Linked DNA regions of Homo sapiens: region 1 is linked to region 2. Evidence: chromatin contacts called from ENCODE Hi-C data. All regions are on one chromosome and are shown on one strand. Each heading gives the region's core, a stretch centred on a gene start or an enhancer-like site at or near the end of the contact. The rest is flanking DNA. Distances are from core to core; before and after follow the strand shown. Region 1 overlaps WDFY4 (WDFY family member 4). Region 2 holds the start of FRMPD2 (FERM and PDZ domain containing 2).

Region 1 (2,820 bases), core at 282-2,781, 530 kb before region 2:
CAGATAGTGACCCATAGGGTCAATACTCAACCTTGCTTGAAGCTAAGCAGTTACCCATGACTTTGCTTACTCTTGCTGAAGAGGAAATGCAAAAGAACCCCAGTGAACACAAGTTTATCGGGAGGCCTGTGAAGGTAGAGACTGTCCCTCTTTAATCCCTGGAACCTAGCATCATACATGCCACTATCTTTCGTAAAGATGCATTACATTTTTTAAAAGAATGAGTGGATACAAAATAAAATAAAATGAGTGGATTGTTCTTCCGCCAGGAAAAGAGTGACAGATTTCCTGCTTTTTTAAGCACAGCCACTGCCCAAAGGCACACACAGAGGTGGGCCAGCTGCCATTTGGGACAGCTGGTATTGATGAAGGCAGCTCTAGTGAAAACATGGGTATCCAGCATGGCACCCCAACATACATGTCTGTAGGGCTCCAAGAGCCCTGCACACTTAGGATATTGATTCATGAAGGCAGTCATTCAACAAATGATATGCCAGGCCTGGGGCTAAGGGCTGAGAGAACTAAGAAAGTCAGATGTGAACCCACCAGTACAATAAGGTGCACCTTTTACACTTCCCACAAAAGTTCCAGCCTCTCACATTTCCTTTCCAGAACACAGCAACAATAATAAGTTGCCACACCCATTTGAGGCTGCCTAGCTCATCAGGAAATTACATAATGCCAAATGTCAGAATTTTGGGAAACATGAATAACTGAATCTTTTGATTGTTATTCTGTGTCACATAAGCCTGTACTAAGGACTATATTAAGATGTCTGGATTAGATTTGTTTGAGTATGGACTGTATAATGTGTCAGGTGTTGCTCTCTCCCCACCCCTGAGATGACTGTACTCTTAGAAATGAACTAGTCAGTTCCTTCTTTAAGAAACCAGAGGCTGGGTATGGTGGCTCATGCCTATAATCCCAGAACTTTGGGAGGCCGAGGTGGGTGGACCATCTGAGGTCAGGAGTTCAAGACCAGCCTGACCAATATGGTGAAATCCCTTCTCTACTAAATATAAAAAAATGAGCCTTATGTGGTGGCACGTGCCTGTAATCCCAGCTACTTGGGAGGCTGAGGCAGGAGAATTACTTGAACCTGGGAGTCAGAGGTTGCAGTGAGCTGAGATCGCACCACTGCCCTCCAGCCTGGGCAACAGAGTGAGACCTCATCTCAAAACAAAAAAAAAAAAAAAGAAAGAATGAAAGAAAGAAAGAAAGAAAGAAAGAAAGAAAGAAAGAAAGAAAGAAAGAAACCAAAACCTAAGACTTAGAAGCCCACAACTTCCTGTTCCTCCCTGATTCTCAACTTTCTGTCCAACCCTGCCTTACAACTTCCTATCCAACTCTGTCTTACAACTTCCTGTCCAACCTTGCCTCAACAGCTTCCTGTCCCTCCTTCCCTCACAACCTCCTGTCCCTCCTTCCCTCACAAATTTTTGTCCCTCCCTGCTTCAACAATCTCCTGTACCCACCCTCCCTCACAGCTTCCTGTCCATTCCCTTCTCAATGACTTCCTGTCTCTCCCTTCCTCACAACTTCCTCTTCCTGTCTGCTTCACACCAGTCATCACGGATCCCACCGTTTCTCCTGTGATCCACTCTCTTGTCTCCAAACCCTCTGAGGATGTGTCTCATTAGCAGTTTCTTCTCCCACTACTATTTTAACTGTCTGGTTTTTACTGCGTCTTCTCCTTCAACCTACAAACAGACTTAAGTCTCTTCCATCTTAAAACACGAAACCGGCTGGGCGCGGTGGCTCACGCTTGTAATCCCAGGGCTTTGGAAGGCCAAGGTGGGCGGATCATGAGATCAAGAGATCAAGACCATCCTGACCAACATGGTGAAACCCCGTCTCTACTACAAATACAAAAATTAGCTGGGCGTGGTGGCACATGCCTATAGTCCCAGCTACTCGAGAGGCTGAGGCAGGAGAATCACTTGAACCCATGAGACAGAGGTTGCTGTGAGCCGAGATTGTGCCACTGCACTCCGGTCTGGCAACAGAGTGAGACTCTGTCTCAAAAAAAAACAAAAAACAAAAACCCAAAACCAAAAGTTCTGAAACTTCCTCTCTGCTATTTTCCAAAGTCCACTGACTGCCTCCACTTTCAGTCTCCCCACACTTCCCCTTAATTCTTTGTTTGTTTGTTTGAGACGAAGTCTCGCTCTTGTCGCCCAGGCTGGAATGCAATGGCATGATCTCGGCTCACTGCAACCTCCCCCTTATGGGTTCAAGTGATTCTCCTGCCTCAGCCTCCCGACTAGCTGGGATTACAGGCGCCCGCAACTATGCCCACCTAATTTTTGTATTTTTAGTAGAGACAGGGTTTCACCATGTTGGCCAGGCTGGTACCGAACCCCTGACCTCACGATCCACCCGCCTCGGCCTCTTCGTGCTGGGATTACAGCCATGAGCCACCAAGCCCGGCCGTTTCTCCTTACTTCTGAGTGGCTTCTGACCCCACAACTTACTTGTCACTAAGTCTGTCAGTGACCTCCAATGGGCACGTACAGTGCACACATCCCTTACCTCACTTTACTTGGTGTAGGCAGAACATGACATTTGGGAAACATTTTTCCCTTTTTGAAATTCTCTCCCCTCAATCTTTTAAATTTTATTTTGTTTCATTTCATTTTGTTTCACTTTGCTTTGCTTTTTAGCATCTGGTTCTTATTGGTGGTTTATTTTCTTAAATCCAGCTTTAAAAGCACCAGATCTCCTGAAGAGGGTAGTTTTATTCAGGGTGGGGTGGGGTAGGGTGGTGTCCATGGCCATTCTAGTAGCAGGCAATGGAGCATGATGGGTTCCTGCATTAGT
Region 2 (3,062 bases), core at 539-3,038:
CATTTTATCGTCTTCAAGGCTGAATCTGATGAGAAGACAAGTTTGGAAAAAACAGTAAAAGATTGTTGCAGATATTGTGAAATGTTTTGCTAGCTAGCAGGGAATGTCAATATAGATAGCTTTAAGCAGAAAAAAATGTAAAACATTGTGTTTTTTAGTTTTTTTCAAGTAATATAACATAAGGTTATAGGGGGAAAATACCAAAATGAACAATAATTTTCCTGACTAAATAATGAGCCAAAACTCTTTCCCCTAGCAACCACTATTAAGTTGCTTGTGATTCCTTCCAGAACCACAAGAATATGTCTACATAATATTCTAATATACTACAGTGTATAAAGAATATGTATACATAAATATACGTAAATATACCTGGTCTTTATGTACCTATTTGTAATAAAAGGAAACATACTAGGCTATTCCATACCTTTTGTCACTTAAAGAATTTTCTAGGCAATTGTTATATGCCAGCACACACAGATCTACTTCCTTCCTTTACACAGCTGCATAGCTGGTTTTCTACTGTGTGTGAACTACAATAATCACTGTTGATGGGCACTTCAGTGGCTTTCAGTTTTCTGCTACTACCAAAATACACTGCAAAGAGCATCCTTTCTCAGATGCTTTGGTGAACTTTTGCAAGAATGTCCATGGGGTTACTTCTTAGCAGCTGGGTTTACAAAGGATATGTACATTTACAAATTTGATGAATATTACCAAATTCCCTGCAGAGAAGTTGCACTTATCTGTAATCTCACTATTGGCATATGAGAGTACTCATTCTCCATGCCCTCACCAGCACTGAGTTTCATCAGATTTTTTTTTCGAGACAGAGTCTCGCTCTGTCACCCAGGCTGGAGTGCAGTGGCCCGATCTTGGCTCACTGCAAGCTCCGCCTCCCAGGTTCACGCCATTCTTCTGCCTCAGCCTCCGGAGTAGCTGGGACTACAGGCACCCGCCTCCAGGCCCAGCTAATTTTTTGTATTTTTAGTAGAGACGGGGTTTTGCCATGTTAGCCAGGATGGTCTCGATCTCCTGACCTCGTGATCTGCCCGCCTTGGCCTCCCAAAGTGCTGGGATTACAGGCATGAGCCACTGTGCCCGGCCTCAAATTTTAGTATTTTATTCTGTAGTCAGGCAAAAACTCATGTTTTCTTTTTAAATAAATACGTCTCAGTTTTGACACTGCTATTGATTTAAAGGGCTTGAGAGATCTGTTCTTTTGCCCCTTCTACTACAGAGCTATGATCTACTTCTTGCTGTTCCCCATCTCTGCTGGTTCCTTTCTGAATCCAAGCACCAGAAAGAGTAAGAATTCCTTTCCCCCTTTCTCTAACCACATTTTTCTTGCTTTCTCACAGACAGATCCAGGTTATCATTTCCTCCTGCTGCTTTCACATGGTTCCCTGTCCTGTTGGTTGCAGGTCCAATGTCTGACACTATGAAAGGGCATGGAGGACTCTTGAGTTGATGACACTAAGCCTCTGCTCTGGGGCTGCCCCCAGTTCCTTGCAGAGCTCTTTCTTTTGATTGGGCCAGGAGATAAAGAGACATCAGCGTAAAAGCCCTGCTGAGCAGCAATCCCATTGCCTTCAGTGGCACCTAATCCACTTGAGCTCTTCCTGGCTCTCTCACGGGTCACTGGCTTTGAGGACGCAGGCTGCTGGGGTGGCAGTGCCTGCTAACAGGCCAGAGACTGCGCAGGACCCAGGGAATGAGAGTGGTGGCAGGAAAGGGAAGGGGCCTTGTTGACTCACTCGCTGGGCAGCAAGTGCTTAGTGACAAGCAGTAAACAAAGACAGCGGCAACAGTGCTGGTGGCAGGGAGCTCCGCGGACAGACTTGCAAGAGACCCCTGCTCCTTGTTGGAAAGTTGTCCCATGATGAAGGCCTAGACCTGGTCACGGAGACTTTTGGATGCAGCCTTTAACGAAGGACGCAGGTATTCCTTGGCATCATTCAGTTTTCTCCTATAAATCTGGTCAGGGAAAGGGCAAACTTCTTACTGGGTCTAGGTATCCGGAATAAGAAGAACACAGCTGGGCAAGGACCTGTGTCAGTGCCCTTTGTGGTATTATTTGGAGTATTATTTGTTCCAGGCCATTGGCTAAGCCTGATAGACATTGTATTTGTTTTTTAGCAATAAAGAATGGGCTCAGAAGAGAAAACATGGACTTTAGAATCAGACCACCCCTTGTTTGAATCACTGCTTTGCTATTCAGCATCTGTGCAAATTCAAATGACTCTTTTAACTTTCCTAAGACTCGTTTTTCTTACCTGTAAAATGGGGATAATAATGCCCCATGCGTTACGATGTTGCTGAGGATTCATGGGGTGACACGCGTAAGGCACTTAGAACATACTTGGAGCATTTGAGTAGCCCAGTAAATCATGGCTGTCACTATCTTTCAGAAGCAAGTGTTTTGGTTATTGCTTAAAGAGTATCAGTGGTTTAAAGTAAGAAGACTCAGGGTATGCCTAGCTGACTTCCAGAAAACAATGGAAAAGAAATGATTCACCTGGCTTTATTTGTATGCTTAAAGGAAAGAAAAAACTCAGTTGAGGTTTTCAACAGTGTAAACAACTTTTTTTTTTTTTTAAAGCAACAATTGAGTTCAGAGATGAGTCGTGTCTATTTCTCCTGGCTAAATCCTGTGATTTGCTATAGGCTGTAGCTGAAACCAATTAAGTAGTTCATTAATTCAACGAGAACTTACTTGGTATCTCCTGGGGCCACATGCCAAATGCTGGGGATGTCTCCCCCAGCCCAGAGGATCTTCCAGGTTGTAGGACAGTGGGGGTCGGGGGGCAGAATGCTGGACCTGCATGAAAACTGGCGGTGATAGCAAGTGCCGAAATGGAGGTGGCACGGGCTCCTGGGAGAGGTGTTGCTTGAGCATGGCTTTAATGCTAAGCGAACACTAGCAGGAGTTGGGAGCAGGGGGATTGGAAAAGGCATCCCAAGCAGAGAAAAGCACATGCAAAGGCCCAGTGGCATGAATAAGTAAAGCATGCTCTGGGAACAGCAGGCAGTTTGGCCTAACTTTAGTAAAGTGGGAACAG

Evidence for each region. Hi-C counts contacts between places; a loop is a spot of excess contacts on that map. Pooled maps may share reads with other maps.
Region 1: a loop to region 2 is called in a map with no recorded cell type, with 4 times the contacts of the local background. The contact joins the enhancer-like site here to the promoter of FRMPD2 in region 2. A Hi-C loop is called at or near these places in 3 of 37 single-sample maps with no recorded cell type and 3 of 50 pooled maps.

What each region holds. Positions count from the first base shown.
Region 1 is chr10:48,799,107-48,801,926 of GRCh38, reverse strand. The region is part of intron 24 of WDFY4 (WDFY family member 4); the gene reads right to left. Among named protein-coding and RNA genes, the nearest start is that of WDFY4, 120 kb to the right of the region's middle. Within about 2 kb of position 1,531, at least 10 of the 41 ENCODE cell types and tissues checked have a DNase peak (open chromatin) inside an H3K27ac peak, as active enhancers do.
Region 2 is chr10:48,273,422-48,276,483 of GRCh38, reverse strand. It overlaps FRMPD2 (FERM and PDZ domain containing 2), which reads left to right and starts at 1,788. Exons shown (of 29, transcript NM_001018071.4): 1 at 1,788-1,941. The coding sequence starts at 1,917.